2 separate regions of the Homo sapiens genome follow, and region 1 is linked to region 2. The links are chromatin loops, found by intact Hi-C in ENCODE. Cell type or tissue: GM12878. All regions are shown on one strand.

What was found. Hi-C counts contacts between places; a loop is a spot of excess contacts. Peaks named below come from ENCODE experiments on the same cell type or tissue, not always from the same donor. Only the 100,000 strongest peaks of a DNase experiment are listed, where the experiment ranks them.
Region 1: a loop joins it to region 2, with 2.9 times the contacts of the local background. A loop is called at or near these places in 28 of 110 quality-filtered maps.

Annotation. Positions count from the first base shown.
Region 1 is chr14:71,717,120-71,725,119 of GRCh38, reverse strand. SIPA1L1 (signal induced proliferation associated 1 like 1) reads right to left here. Exons shown (of 24, transcript NM_001386936.1): 18 at 1,234-1,473; 19 at 285-450. Among named protein-coding and RNA genes, the nearest start is that of RGS6, 210 kb to the left of the region's middle. In GM12878, a CTCF peak has its summit at 3,951 (motif pointing left); a DNase peak (open chromatin) is centred at 3,909.
Region 2 is chr14:71,851,029-71,859,028 of GRCh38, reverse strand. No RefSeq gene overlaps it. Among named protein-coding and RNA genes, the nearest start is that of RGS6, 77 kb to the left of the region's middle. RefSeq lists enhancers at 2,698-2,767, 6,354-6,855. In GM12878, a CTCF peak has its summit at 3,417 (motif pointing right); DNase peaks (open chromatin) are centred at 2,438, 2,698 and 3,408; H3K27ac peaks cover 1,059 bases.

The DNA.
Region 1 (8,000 bases), 130 kb after region 2:
TGTTCAGGGAATCATGCACTCTGAGCAGGACACAGCAGAAGAATAAACAGCTGTAGGGGTAGGACCAGGTAATAGAAACCATGACTAATGAGATGTGGCTGCAGGGACAGAGCACTGTCAAACACTGTGGACCAGTTATCAGGGAAATGGGATGATAGCAGGAAGTGAGACTTAGTGAAGAGCAGCCAGTAACCAACACTTTCTGGAAAGTGTGACTATGGTTAATAGCCCCATCATGTCTGGCTTGTTTCTAATTGCCATCTACCCTGAGCTCTGTCTTGTACCTTAAAACTCTTCTGTGATTCAGGAGTTGGGCTTTCAAGATCAATTAGTTTCTTTAGATCTTCTTCAATGGTGGACTTGGAGGTTGGCTTAGGAGATGCCCGGAGGTCTCTGGTTGAGGCACGCAGCCTGGTGTGGGCTATTTCATTGCCATCGCTCTGATGACGCCTGGACAAAAAAGGGAAGAGATGATAGATACCAACTCAACAAGGCTGGCTCAAGGGCATGATGGGCTCTAAAGGATGTAAGTCAATATAAGTCAATAGAGAAATATTATGTGGAGAAACAGATAATTACTTCTGTTTATATGCGAATCTACTCATATAAACGCTTACTGAAGAAACAAAACCAATTTGAAACACAAAATAAAATCTGATGAATAAGTCACTCTTTTAAATAAAGCTATTAGTTTTACTAAGCCAAAATTAGCAACAGATTTACTAAACGACCACAGGGTATACATCCAAAATGCAACCTTTGCACAAACGAAAACAAAATAATTGAATGAATCATTTAATTTTTTGATGTACTACCTTGTCAAAAAGTCCTTTATTTTCAGGGGTACTCACTCACTTTGTAATATTCCCTCTGGTGCCTACTGGCCTAGTTAAGAATTACACAGGAAGGCTGTGATTAATATAATCAAAGGGACTAGTATGGTCTTAGCACCAGAGGGGCAATTATTCTGAAGTGTATCCTTCAAACACACTCTTTTCAAGATCTAAGATTCTCAAATCCTAACATTTTGCAATAAATCTTATTTAAGGAATGAGGCAGAGAAATAATTTAAGAAAATATTACTTAGGAAAAAAAATCATAATCCCACCAACAGACCAACTCCTGCCAACCCCCTAGCCCGGCCTCTTTTGTTGTAAGAGATCACGCCAAGCTTTTCTATTCTCTGTCCTGTTAAAAGCAAGCCACCAGCAAGGGAAGGAAAGTAACTCTTACTTTCTCGTGTCCATAAATCCCACGGAGTTTATGGTTCCTTCGGGTTTTTTCCATCCAATCAGGTACTTGCTAGTAGCGCCCTGGCGAGGGTAAAAACTCCTAGGACCAGAGGAGGAGGAGGAAGAGGAGGAGAAGGATGGTGCGAGCTGTGAGGGGGCAGCTGGATGAAGCTCTTCTTTAGGTGAACTCCGGGCACTGGTGAAAACCACTGGGCTGGCAGAGTGTCGGGAGCTCATGGTACTGAGGAGAAGCAGGGCAAAGACATGTGTATCTCAGGATCATTATGTCAGCTATAAAAGTGCTGTCCGGGGTACGGGTGATGGCTGGGTTGAACAACAGTGAATTTTTCATGAACTATTAACAGCGATGCCTGGCTGGCCTTCCTGGCTTTCTCATCATAATTTAAATGTCTGCTCTCAAAGTGACAGATGACCACTAGGGCTTAGTCTGCACTTTAAAAAGTAAAAATACTTAAGACTGTCAGGGACACTTTCAACTTTTTTCACTTTTTTCACATTGGCACCACTGACGTTTGTCACGGAAGTCTGGCAGTGGCAAGAGACAGAAGAAAGAGAAGTAAAAGGTCTACCGTCTCCATGCCTCTGTCTTGCTTTCCTCACAACTAGGGATTGTGGTGATGCTCTCTGGGACCAAGCTGAGGAGGGGAGAGGAGACTCAAGCAGGGCTATGGCTCTTCAGACTCACATCCAAGGCCAAGGGGCACAGTGAGTGCTCCTTCCCCATGGCAGCTGGCATTCCTATTGGCTCTGGAAGCTGCTGGTCGATGTATTTCAAACATCGGTTAAAGATTACAAAACTAGGGCAACATTGGTTAAAGATTACAAAACTAGGGCTGGGCGGGGTGGCTTACGCCTGTAATCCCAGCACTTTGGGAGGCTGAGGCTGGTGGATCATCTGAGGTCATGAGTTCGAAACCAGCCTGACCAACATGGCGAAACCCTGTCTCTACTAAAAATACAAGAATTAGCTGGGCATGGTGGTGTGTGCCTGTAATCCCAACTACTTGGGAGGCTGAGGCAAGAGAATCGCTTGAACCCGGGAGGCAGAAGTTGTGGTGAGCCAAGATCACGCCACTGCACTCCAGCCTAGGTGACAGAGTGAGACTCCATCTCAAAAATAAAAAAGATTATACAACTAAAGTCTGCATGACTAAAGAGTCCAAAACTCTGGGGTTTCAAGAGTTCCAGAGCAGAAAAAGGCAAGATTTTCAAAATAAGGGATGAGAGTTTTAGTTGACTAAAACTCATGTTAAAAGTGGAAGGCCTTTAACTGTAGGATTTTCATACTTCCTGCCCAGTGGTCTCACAGGACCACACTATTTGAGCCTTTCTGAGTTCTCCAGCATGGGGTGAGACCAAAGATGGCTGACTCTTGCTACAACAGACTTTCAGTTATTTTTACTTGAGGTTTAATTAACAGTATGTGGTCCCAAAGCGTTCCTCGATGGCACTTTCATTTGTCAAAAATGAATCGTCCTGACCTAAATAAAGTACAGACTCTAGTTAATAATACTGTATCAATATTGACTTGGGGAGGAAGATAACTGAATAGAACCCTCTAACAACTGTGCCTCCACAGGAACACCAAATTGAACAACTATCCACACAAAAAAGCACCTTCATAAGAATCCAAAATCAGGTGAGTGATCACAATACCTGCTTGTCACATCATATCAAGGGGAAAGAACCACTGAAGAGGGTGGGAAAGATGGTCCTGCATCGCCTATGCTCCCTCCCCCACCCCTGGCACAGCAGCTTGGAGAGAGAATCTGTGCACGTCAGAGAGGGAGAGGGTGTGGGACTTTGCATTGGAACTCACTGCTGGCCTGTTACAGCAGAGCACAACACTGAGCAGAATTCTGCTGGCACCCACGGACAGAGCATTTAGACCAGCTCTGGGCCAGAGGGGAATTCTCAGCCAGAGTGGGAGGAAGCTGAGTCCCAGCTGGTTCTGCCACCAGCTGACCAAGGTGGCCTGGGGCCCTGAATACATATGAGTGGCAGTCAGGCCACAGGGACTGCAGTCCTTGAACAAGCCCCAGAGCTGCACTGGTTTAAGAAGAAGTGGACTTGGGGTGCACATGACCCCATGTGACACCAGCCATGGTGGCCAAGGGAATGCCTACACCACCAGTCCTCCAACTCCAGGCAGGGAAGTTTGGGGAGAGGCTCCTTCCACTTAGGGAAAGGAAAGGAAAGACTACAGAGGGCTTTGTCTTACAACCTGAGTAGCAGCTCATCCACAGGAAAATAAAGCAGGTGGAATCCTGAAGCCCTCGATTCCAGAACTTTGCTCCTGAGTGGCGTTCCAGACCCACCCAGGGCCAGAAGAGAGTCTGCTGCCCTGAAGCGAAAAGCCCAGACCCAGCAGGATTCACCACCTGCTGACTAACCAGCCCCTGGGCCTTGAGTAATCATTGGTGGTAGCCAGACAGCAGTCACCACGGGCCTTGGGTGGGACCCCGTACCGTGCTATCTTCAGGTCTGACCCTGTGCAGTGCCAGCTGTGGTGGCCATGGGAGTGCTTGAATCACCTTCCCCAACTCTAGGCAACCCAGCACAGAGAGAGACTCCTGAGAGGGAAGAGAGAGAGAGAGACATTGCCTAGCAACCCAGAGAATTCTCCCTTATCCTGTCCAAGCCCATCAAAGCAGTGCTTCTTGGAGTTGGTGAGTCAAAGCGTTCCTGGACTTAGGGTGCCCCCTAGTGCTGATACATCTACAGTGACCACAAACTAAGATCACAACAGTCCCATTTGAATACACGGAAAGCCTTTTCCAGAAGGACGGGTACAAACAAGCCCAGGCTGCCAAGATTGGAATAAATACCTAACTCTTCAATGCTCAGACACTGATGAATGTACACAGGCATCAAGAACATCCAGGAAGACATAACCTCATCAAATGAACCAAATAAGGCATCAGTGACCAATCCCAGAGTGACACAGAATTCAGACAGAGAATTCAAAATACCTGTCCTCGAGCAAGTTCAATAAACTTCAAGATATCACATAGAAGGAATTCTGAATTCTATCAAAAATTTAACAAAGAGATCAAAGAGATTGAAATAGTAATTTAAAAATCAAGCAGAATTTCTGGAGTTGAAAAATTCAATTGACAAAGTGAAAAATGTATCAGTTTCTCAACAGCGGAATTGATCAAGCAGAAGGAAGAACTAGTGAGCTCAAGACAGGCTACATGAAAATACACAGTCACAGTAGAAAAAAGAAAAAAGAATAAGAATGAAACATGCCTACAAGAGCTAGAAAATAGCCTCAAAAGGGTAAATTTGTTTTTCTTTTTTTTTTAGACAGTCTCCACCCAGGTTGGAGTGCAGTGGCACTATCTTGGCTCACTGCAACCTCTGCTCCCAGGTTTTCTACTTCAGCCTCCTAAGTAGCTGTGATTACAGGCACCCGCCACCATGCCCAGCTAATTTTTGTATTTTTAGTAGAGACAGAATTTCACGATGTTGGCCAGGATGGTCTCAAACTCCTGACCTCAAGTGATCTGCCAGCCTTGGCCTCCCAAAGTGCTAGGATTACAGGCATGAGCCACCATGCCTGTCCTGTCAAAAGGGTAAATCTAAGAATTATTGGCCCTAAAGAGGATGTAGCGAGAGAAGGAGATCGGGGCACAAAGTTTATTCAAAAGAATAATGAACATTTCCAAACCTGGAGAAAGATATAAATATCCAGGTACAAGAAGGTCACAGAACTCCAAAAAGATCCCACCCAAATAAGACTACTTCAAGGCATATATTAATCAAACTCTCAAAGGTCAAGGATAAAGAAAGGATATCTGAAAGTAGCAAGAAAAAAGAAGCAAATAAAATAAAAGGGAGCTCCAATACATCTGGCAGCAAACTTCCTGGTGGAAACCTTACAGGCCCACAGAGTGGGGGATAACATATTTACAGTGCTGAAGGAATATTGATTCTCAAGCTATAATAAATGTACTACACTAATGTAAGATGATGCCAACACGGGAAACTTGGTGAGGGGTGTATGGGAACTCTATCTTTGCAACTTTTCGGTAAATTTGAAGCTATTTTGATATTAAAAAGTCCCACAATAGGCCAGGTGCAGTGTCTCATGTCTGTAATCCCAGCACTTTGGGGGCCAAGGCAGGCAGATCACCTGAGGTCAGGAATTTGAGACCAGCCTGGCCAACATGATGAAACCCTGTCTCTACTAAAAACACAAAAATAGCTGGGTGTGGTGGTGCACACCTGTAGTCCCAGCTACTTGGGAGGCTAAGCCCAGAGAACTGTTTGAACCTGGGAGGTGGAAGTTGCAGTGAGCCTAGGTCAATAAACACTGGTGCTCAACATCATCGGTTACTAGGAAAATGTAAATTAAAACCACAATGAAGGACCATTACACACCTACCAGAATGGTTACATTAAAAGACTTATAATATCAAGTGCTGGCAAGGATGCGAAGCACTAGAGCTCTCATACACTGCTGGTGGGAGTGCTACTTGTTATGACCACTTCGGAAAACTAGTTCAGAGACCCTACTAAGTTGAACATATGTATATTCTTGACATGGATATTGCATTCCCAGAAACTCAAAAGAAACATATATGTATGTGTACAAAAGGACATGTACAGGAATTCTTAATATTGGCTGGGTGCAGTGGCTCACACCTGTAATGCCAGCATTTTGGGAGGCTGAGACGGGCAGATTACTTGAGCTCAGGAGTTTGAGACCAGCCTGGGCAATATGGCGAACCCTGTTTCCATAAAAAATAAAAAAAATTAGCCAGGTGTGGTGGCATGTGCCTGTAGACCCAGCTACTTGGGGGGCTGAGGTGGGAGGATTGCTTGAGCTCAGGAAGTTGAGGCTGCAGTGAGCCAAGTTCACACCACTATACTCCAGCCTGGGTGACAAAATGAGACTCTATCTCAAAAAAATAAAAAGAAGAGGAAAAAAAAAAGCAAAGATTCTGAATATCCAAAATTGGAAACAATCCAAATGTTCATCAACAGTATAGTGGACAAATGAGCTGCTATATTCTCACACTGTAACTATAACATAGCCATGGAGAAAAGCTAATGTTACCTGCAACACATGGATAAATCTTAGCAACATAATGTTGACTTAAAGACACAGGGCACAAATTAATGCAGATAGTATGATTCTATTTATATTATATAAAGTCCCAAAACAGACAAAATAAGGCTATTATTTTCTTAATTTTTGTTTTTGCTTTTGAGACAGGGTCTTGCTCCATTGCTCAGGCTAGAGTGCAGTGGTGCAATCATAGCTCACTATAGCCTCAGCCTCCTGGGCTTAAGCGATCCTTCCACCTTAGCCCCCCAAGTAGCCAGGACTACAAGTGCTCACTGCCACACCTGGCTTTCACATGTATTCTTAAAAGGATAACTGGTTAAATAAGATCAACCCCGATCCTTGGTTTTATCTATGAACACAATGGGCTGACACTAGCTCCCAGGTGTGAAATGCCAGTGCACTTCTTTTCACTAGTGGTTCTAATTGAGACAGCCCCATTTAATTGATTAGATTTAGGCACAAAGGTTATGAGAGAAACAAATGAACAATTCACTGGTATGGCTTTCTTCTTTAATGCACACAACTCACAGCATGAAGCTGTGCACTTCAGTACACAGGGCCTCTAATTCAGTGGGCCTGTGAGCGTCACCTGGGAGCTCTTCTAAAGCATACTTTCTTGTGTCCCAATCCTAGATATTTAATTTAGTAAAGGAGGAATGATGCCTGGAAGATTAGGTAAAATGTCCTCCAAGTGTTCACACCAACTGAGGCCTACTGCTCACTCTCATCCAGTTGAATTACACACATTGTTATGACGGTCAAAATCCAGTTCCATATTGTCTAGGTGAAGAAGGTGAAGTCGCGGCAGCAGTGTTTCTCAAGCCACAGAACATGGCCACCTGTAGGTACTGATGTAACTGGGGAATCCTGGGCTTGTGTTAGATCTTCCAGAGCCCCAGAAATCTGTATTTTAACACACTTCCAAAGTATTCTCATGTTTTTTTGGGTTGAAGAAATACTGCATTAGCCCCTCAACTCCTCCCACTCTAAAATGAGTCTGTCTCTGGGCACAGCTGTGGGTGGGCTCCTTGCAGCTGACCAACCCACTGGCCTGAGACTGCGTCAAGGGATGTGCACCCATACACTTCACCTAAGAATCTCTGAAGTAGATTAAATTACAATACAACTACCATGAAGCTATCAGCTTCATAATTTTTAAGGGGAGCTGTGTGGCTGGGCTCTTTCATTATCCTGGAAATTTCATGTTAATTTAATAGGCTGCAATTTCATTTTACTCACAGAGAGTTAAATCTTGTCATAGGAATTACGTAAGAAGGGAATGAACCAATAATATCTAACAAAAGGAAAAGAGCATTAGATGTAACAGGAAATAATAACTGCAATATGTTACTTTTCTCAATGTATAAGAAGTGAGTTTAACTGAGTATGGCCAAATTGGAATCACTAGAAATTTACTCAAGTTGTCTCTAAATTCTACATGAAGAAACTACTAACTTTAATTTTTCTATAAGCTATAGGGCATTTCTCCTTTCCTAAAAAGGAACAACCTTAGATTCTGTCTGGTCATGTCAGGATATTAATTTTGAAAAGGAAGAGAGGATACACAAGTACATGATACCCCATATAAAAGAGGTCGGGCGCAGTGGCTCACACCTGTAATCCCAGCACTTTGGGAGGCCGAGGTGGGTGGATCATGAGGTCAGGAAATT
Region 2 (8,000 bases):
CTTAGAATATGAGTTTGTGCTCTTTCAATCTTTTTGATGTAGGCATTTAGGGCTACGAACTTTTCCTCTTAGCACCACCTTTGCTATACCCTGGAGGTTTTGATAGGTTGTATCGTTATTGTCATTCAGTTTGAATAATTTTTTAATTTCCATCTGGATTTTGGTTTTGACCTAATGCTCATTCAGGAACAGGTTATTTAACTTCCATGTATTTGCATGACTTTGAAGGCTCCTTTTGGAGTTGGTTTCCAGTTTTATTCCACTGTGGTCTGAGAGAGTACTTGATATAATTTCAATTTTCTTAAATCTATTGAGACTCATTTTATGGCCTATCATATGGTCTATCTTGGAAAAAGTTCCATGCACTGTTGAATAGAATGTGTATTCTGTGGTTGTTGGATGAAATGTTCTGTTTATATCTGTTAAGTCTATTTGTTCCAAGGTATAGTTTAAAACCATTGTTTCTTTGTTGACTTTCTGTTTCAATAACCTGTCTACTGCTGTCAGTGGAGTATTGAAGTCCCCCACTATTATTGTGTTGCTGTCTATCTCATTTCTTAGGTCTATTAGTAATCGTTTTATAAATTTGGGAGCTCCAGTGTTAGGTGTACATATGTTTAGGATTGTGATATTTTCCTGTTGGACAAGGCCATTTACCATTATATAATGTCCCTCTTTGTCTCTTTTAACTGCTGTTGCTTTAGAGTTTGTTTTGTCTGATACAAGAATGGCTACCCCTGCTCGCTTTTGGTGTCCATTTGAGTGAAATACCTTTTTCCACCCCTTTACTTGAAGTTTATGTGAGTCCGTATGTGTTAGGTGAGTCTCCCGCAGGCAGCAGAGAGTTAGTTGGTGAGTTCTTATCCATTCTGCAGTTCTGTATCTTTCAAGTGGAACATTTAGGCCATTTACAGTCAATGTTAGTATTGAGATGTGAGGTACCATTGCATTCATTGTGCTATTTGTTGCTTGCATACCTCGGTTTTTTTTTTGTTTTTGCTTTTTAACTTGCATTTTTGTTTTATAGGTTCTGTGTGATTTACGCTTTAAAGAGTTTCTGTTTGTATGTGTTTCCAGGATTTGTTTGAAGATTTAGAGCTCCTTTTAGCAGTTCTTATAGTGGTGGCTTGGTAGTGGCGAATTCTCTCAGCATTTGTTTGTCTGAAAAAGACTGCATCTTTCCTTCATATATGTTGCTTAGTTTTGCTGGATACAAAATTCTTGGCTGATAATTGTTTTGTTTGAGGAGGCTGAAGATAGGGCCCCAATCCCTTCTAGCTTTGCAGGGTTTCTGCTGGGAAATCTGCTGTTAATCTGATAGGTTTCCTTTATAGGTTACCTGAGTGTTTTTGTCTCACAGCTCTTAAAATTATTTTCTTTGTCTTAACTTTAGATAACCTGATGACAATATGCCTAGATGATGATCGTTTTGCGATGAATTTCCCAGCTGTTCTTTGTGCTTCTTTTATTTGCATGTCTAGGTCTCTAGCAAGGCCAGGGAAGTTTTCCTCGATTACTCCCCCAAATATGTTTTCAAAACTTTTAGATTTCTCTTCTTCCTCTGGAACACTGATTATTCTTAGGTTTGTTCCCTTAACATAATCCCAGACTTCTTGGAGGCTTTGTTCTTATTTTCTTATTGTTTTTCTTTGTCTTTGTTGGATTGGGTTAATTCCAAGACCTTGTCTTCGAGCTCTGAATTTCTTTTTCTACTTATTCAATTCCATTGCTGAGACTTTCCAGAGCATTTTGGATTTCTATAGGTGTGTCCAATATTTCCTGAAGTTTTGGTTGATTTTCTTTATGCTATCTATTTCCTTGAATATTTCTCCCTTCACTTCTTGCATCGTTTTTTGTATTTCCTTGCATTGGGCTTTGCCTTTCTCTGGTGCGTCCCTGATTGCTTGATAAGTAACCTCCTGAATTGTTTTTCAGGTAAATCAGGGATTTCTTCTTCTTGGTTTGGATCCACTGCTGGTGAGCAAGAGTGATTTTTGGGGGGTGTTAAAGAGCCTTGTTTTGTCATATTACCAGAGTTGGTTTTCTGGTTCCTTCTTATTTGGGTAGGCTCTGTCAGAGAGAAGGTTTAGGGCTGAGGGCTGTTGTTCAGATTCTTTTGTCCCATGGGGTGTTGCCTTGATGTAGTACTCTTCCTCTTTTCCTATGCATGTGGCTTCCTGTGAGCCAAGCTGCAGTGATTGTTATCTCTCTTCTGGGTCTAGCCACTTAGCAAGTCTACCCGGCTCTGGGCTGGTACTGGGGATTGTCTGCACATAGTCCTGTGATGTGAATCATCTATGGGTCTCTCAGTGTGGATACCAGTACCTGTTCCCATGGAGGTGGCAGGGGGTGAAATGGACTCTACGAGGTTGTCAGCTTTGGTGGTTTAATGTTCTATTTTTGTGCTGGTTGGCCTACTGCCAGGAGGTGGTGCTTTCCAGAAAGCATCAGCTGTGGTAGTATTGAGAGAAAATGGCAGTGGGCGGGGCCTTAAAACTCCCAAGAGTATATGCCCTTTGTCTTCAGCTACCAGGGTGCATAGGAAAGGCCCATCAGGTCGGGGCAGGGCTAAGCATGTCTGAGATCAGACTCTCCTTGGGCAGGTCTTGCTGTGGCTGCTGTGGGGTATGGGGGTGATGTTGCAAGGTCAATAGAGTAGTGTACCTAGCAGGATTATGGCTGCCTCTGCTGAGTCATGCAGGTTGTCAGGGAAGCGGGGGAAAGCCAGCAGTCACCAGCTTCACCCAGCTCCCACGCAAACCGAAGGGCCGATCTCACTCTCACCGTGCCCCTTCTAACAGCATTGTTTCTCTGCTCAGTTACACTACTATTGGCTGTTCTGGAAATCAGCAAACCAGTCAAATATGTTGTGTTCAATAGTTCCCTGGGGTTAGCAGACGTGGGCACACCTTAAAAACACAGTCAAGGTTGTCTTCAGCAACCTGTACCAGTCCTTTCTCTCTTCTGGTCCATCTGAAGTAGGTATTTTGTTTACAAATATTTCTCCAGCATCACACTCAGGAAATCTAAGATTAAATAAAAACTAAAAAGATGGTATTTCTGAAACATATTTCCTATAACATGTCCATCAAACAGAGAATGAAGAAATTGGAAGGATGAAAATGGAAGGAGGGATGGGGCATCAGTTGAGACAGAATGGGGGGTGGTACATTTTATGAATCCTCATTCCTACAAAATGAACCGCAAAGGCAGAGGCTTCTGTGTCTCTTGTATCTCCCCACATGCCCATCATGCTTTTTAAAAATCAGGCATTAAGAATTTGGGAATAGAAGGGACATTCATTTATTAAACATCATCTAAAATCAAGAGTCTAATCTTTAAAAACCTTCTTCAGTGGAGGGAGCTCACAGCCCTCTGACATGGGGGGAAGCTTATCTTCAGGCACACAAAATGGCAGAGGCCAGCAGGGGGCAGCAGCACAGCAGGAATATTGAGGCAAGCCTGGGGTATTGGGATGCAGCCAATGAAAAGTTGGCCAACAGGAAAATCATTGTCCTCTGCCCTTGGAAGAGCTTGATTAGAACCTGGAGCTTCACATAATAATCAAGATAAGAAATTTGGTGAAGTTCAATTTTCTTTTAAATTTTTGTCATGAAAAATTTCAAACACACACACACAGAATTAAAGAGAAAAGTATAGTGAACCAATATGTCCATTCCCCAGATTCATCATTATCAACATTCTGCCATACTTCCTCACCTGAACCTATTTTCTTTCTTTCTTTCTTATTTTAGAGACAATTGGAGTTTTAAATTTTAAAGTGTGTGTTCTTTCAAGGTGAGATTTGGTGAGTAGTCAAGCTCTAGTATAGTCCCACACTGCCATGAAGGACGTAAGCTCCTTTTATCCTTCTGCTCTGACACCCTTAGGTTACCTCATGGTGGCAAGATGGCAGCTGCACTTCTGGGAATCACATCCACATCCCAGGCAGAAGGCTGGGTGTAGTGGCTCATGCCTGTAGTCTCAGCACTTTGGGAGACCAAGGCGGGCAGATCACTTGAGATCAGGAGTTCAAGATCAGCCTGGTCAACATGGTGAAATCCTATCTCTACTAAAAATTCAAAAATTAGCTGGGCCTGGTGGTGGGCGTCTGTAATCCCAACTACTCAGGAGTCTGAGGAGGGAAAATCACTTGAACTCGGGAGGCAGAGTTTGCAGTGGGACTCCATCTCAAAAACAAACAAACAAAAAAACAACCATTCCAGGCAAAAAGAAGGAAGACCCAGGTTAAAAGGCAAATGTTAAAAGGCTACTTTCAGCATGAGAGAAAAAGACAGGGTGCTGGGGGAGCAGTAAAATTCAGGGACCACCACATGGAAATTCTAATTCAGCACCAAACAAATGTGAAGCTCAGAGGTAAGATAAGCTTAAAAAGCCACCTATGAAATAGGAGAGAATACTAGGAAGTCCAGCTCAGGAAAAATGCAACTGACATTTGTGTATCACTTCTTATAGCTTGCGATGAGATCAAGACTATACATGTTATCTCATTAAATTTGTCACAGCAACCCAATCGAGTAGGTTAAATAATTTTACAGATGATGAAATGAGACCTCAAGAGACCTCGTAACTTTCTCAAGGCTACAGAGCTGGTAAATAGTGGGTCCAAAATGATCTGCTCCTTATTGTCCTAATTTCCTTATTACTGATTCTTTCAGAGATATAATATGTGTTCCTCATGAAAAAAATCTGTAATCCTCACCATCGAAGGCCACTACTGCATATACTTGATTCCAAACCAGGAGCACAAAGGTGCGCATTCTTCTCGGGTCCATTGCAGTACACTGTTCAGCAAGCTGCAGTCCTAGCTGCGCCTTTAGTACGGGGGAAGCGGGGGTCCTGGATGAGGGTCTGGGCTGGGATGAGAGACCCTCATCCCCCAGCTCAGACACATCTGCTTTAAGAAATGGCTCACGCCTGTAATCCTAGCACTTTGGGAAGCCGAGGCTGGTGGATCATGAGGTCAAGAGATTCAGACCATCCTGGTCTACATGGTGATACCCCGTCTCTACTAAAAATACAAAAAAAATTAGCTGGGCGTGGTGGCGCATGCTTGTAGTCCCAGCTACTCGGGAGGCTGAGGCAGGAAAATTGGTTGAACCCGGGAGGCAGAGGTTACAGTGAGTCAAGATAGCACCACTGCACTCCAGCCTGGTGACAGAGCAAGACTCAGTCTCAAAAAAAAAAAAAAAAAAAGAAAGAAAAAAGAAATGGAGTAAAACTTCCTTGAAGCCACTGCTCTTCCGCTCTTTCCAATAAAAGGAAATGCACGTAGATCCACTGGGCTCAGAGTGACCTCCTGTCAAGGACTTCTAAATTGTCTTCAAAGATGGAAAATATTGCTTTGTACACAGCTCTTGGGATGGATTAATCATGAGCTGAATTTCACATAAAAGCAGAGACAAGAGACTTGATGCAGTCCAACATTCTTCCTTAACTTTTTTATTAAGAAAGTTTTCAAAAGTACACAAAAGAAAAGAGAATAATATAAAAAAACTCAATACACCCATCCTTGGATTCAACAATTATTCACTTTTTGCTCCAGTTGCTTCATGTCTTCCTTTTGGTCAGCCTTCTTTTTTTGTGAATATTTCTTAAAATCCCTGTCATCAGGCCATTTCACCCCAAAGTCCTTCCATATATCTCTCTAATAGACTTTTTATGTATAAACACAAAACCTTTATCACAATCAGTGGTATTAATACTCACTTTATATTCAAATTTTCGGCTGAGCATGGTGGCTCATGCCTGTAATTCCAGCACTTTGGGAGGCCGAGGCAGGTGGATCATTTGAGGTCAGGGGTTCGAGACCAGCCTGGCCAACATGGTGAAACCCCGTCTCTACTAAAAATACAAAAATTAGCCGGGTATGGTGGCGGAAGCTAGTAGTTCCAGCTACTTGGGAGGCCGAGGCAGGAAAATCACTTTAACCTGGGAGCCAGAGGTTGCAGTGAGCCGAGATCATGCCATTGCACTCCAGCCTGGGTGACAGAACAAGACTCTGTCTCAAAAAAAAAAAAAAAAAAAAAAAAATCAATTGTTTCAAAAATGTCTTTTTATAATTGGTTTCTTCAAAACAGGACCTAAACAAAATCAGGTCACTGCATTTGACTGTTATGTTGCTTAAATTTCTTCTAGCCTAGAGTAGTGTTACCAACTTACTGCCAGCAAGGTTCTCTAATTTCTTGAGTTCTTCAACTGTGTTCTTCCTCACCTCCACATCTCGGTACTTGCTGTACTTTCTGCCTAAAAGATGTCCCCTGGCCCATACATTGCCCCAAAATCTTCTGCTTGTCCTTCAGCTTTCAAATGAGATATTCTTGCTGGTATAACGTAGCCCTCTGTCAGAGCTTCTTTTGTTAAGCCCTTTGATTGTGATCCTAGTGTGCGTATTGATTACTATATTTATCAAGAGTTTTTGCATCATATGGAAAATGGCTACCAATGGGACTGGGCAAAAAATTCAGTCTGTTAAATGCAGACTCTGATTCCACAGTTCTGGGATGAGGTGTGAGGATCTGCATTCCTCACAGGCTCCCTGGTGATGTCAATGCAGCTTGTCTAAAGACTGCACAATGAGTGGTGACAGGCTAGATCATTCCCCACTTCCTCTATCTAAGTGTGGTAACACTTACCACACTGTATTGCAATGGTTTCTTTGAATATCTGTCTTCCCTCTAGAACAGGGGTTTGTAAACTATTGGAACAAAGCCATACCCATTTGTTAATGTCTTGTATGTGACTGCTTTTGAGCTATAACATCAGAGTTGAGCAGTTGCAAGAGAGACCATATGGCCCACAAAGTCTGAAATATTTACCATCTGGCTCTTAATGGAAAAAGTTTGCCAACCCTTCCTTTAGACTGTAGTGCAGGGAGATAGTTTTTTCTTTTTCTTTTCCTTTTTTTTTTTTTTTTTTTTTTTTTTTGAGACAGAGTCTTGCTCTGTCGCCCAGGCTGGAGTTCAGTGGCGCAATCCTCTCTCACTGCTACCTCCACCTCCTGGGCTCAAGCGATTCTCCTGCCTCAGTCTCCTGAATAGCTAGGATTATAGGCACCCGCCATCCCACCCAGCTAACTTTTGTGTTTTTAGTAGAGATGGGGTTTCACCATGTTGGCCAGGCTGGTCTCGAACTCCTGACCTCCGGTAATCCGCCCACCTCGGCCTGCCAAAGTGCTGGGATTATAGGCATGAGCCACCGTGCCTGGCCAGGAGAGAGCTTTTTCATTAGAATATCTCAGACCCAAGTCAAAGACCCTGCACATAATAGGGACTGAGTAAGTAAGTTACTGAACGATGAATAATGAGAGTAACCGACAATAAGTGAGCGCTTACTACATGCCAGGAATTATACTAAATGTTTTATATGCAGCATCTCATTTAATTCCATGCTAACTCTATGCAGGGGGAAGACTATTCTCATGTTTCAGGTAAAGAAACAGAGGCTTAGAGGTTCCTTTCCTATCCATGTTGAAAGGACTCACAAGCCCATGTAATCTGACTCTAGCACACTTTAACAGTTGAAAAGTTGCTCATGGAAAGGTTAAGCAAAACCTGTTTATCCTGGGCCCATTTGAGGCAGACTGAGTCACTGTCTCTGTGAAAATGACTACCAACGGGACTGGGCAAAAAATATTAAAACATTCTTACAGTTTAAATCAAAAGACGCCAGGTTAATTGAACATACACACACATAAAACACCTTCTTTGTAGTAAATACTATCCAATTACAGTGGACCCAGCCATTCTTCGAAGAGTCCAAAGAGTGACCTGTACTTAAGAGAATTATAAGATTATAAACTACCTAGGGACTTCTTTCCCTTGGAAGCTCTTTCTTCACCCTGCACACCCCAAAAACTGTCTCCAGTACAGCACCTTGCTCAGTCTTGAGCCACTGTAGGCACTTGATAAGAGAGAGCCTACATGGAAGAATGAAGCAGGTGAAATCTATTAAACTTGAGAAAGCTTCTCGTACATGCT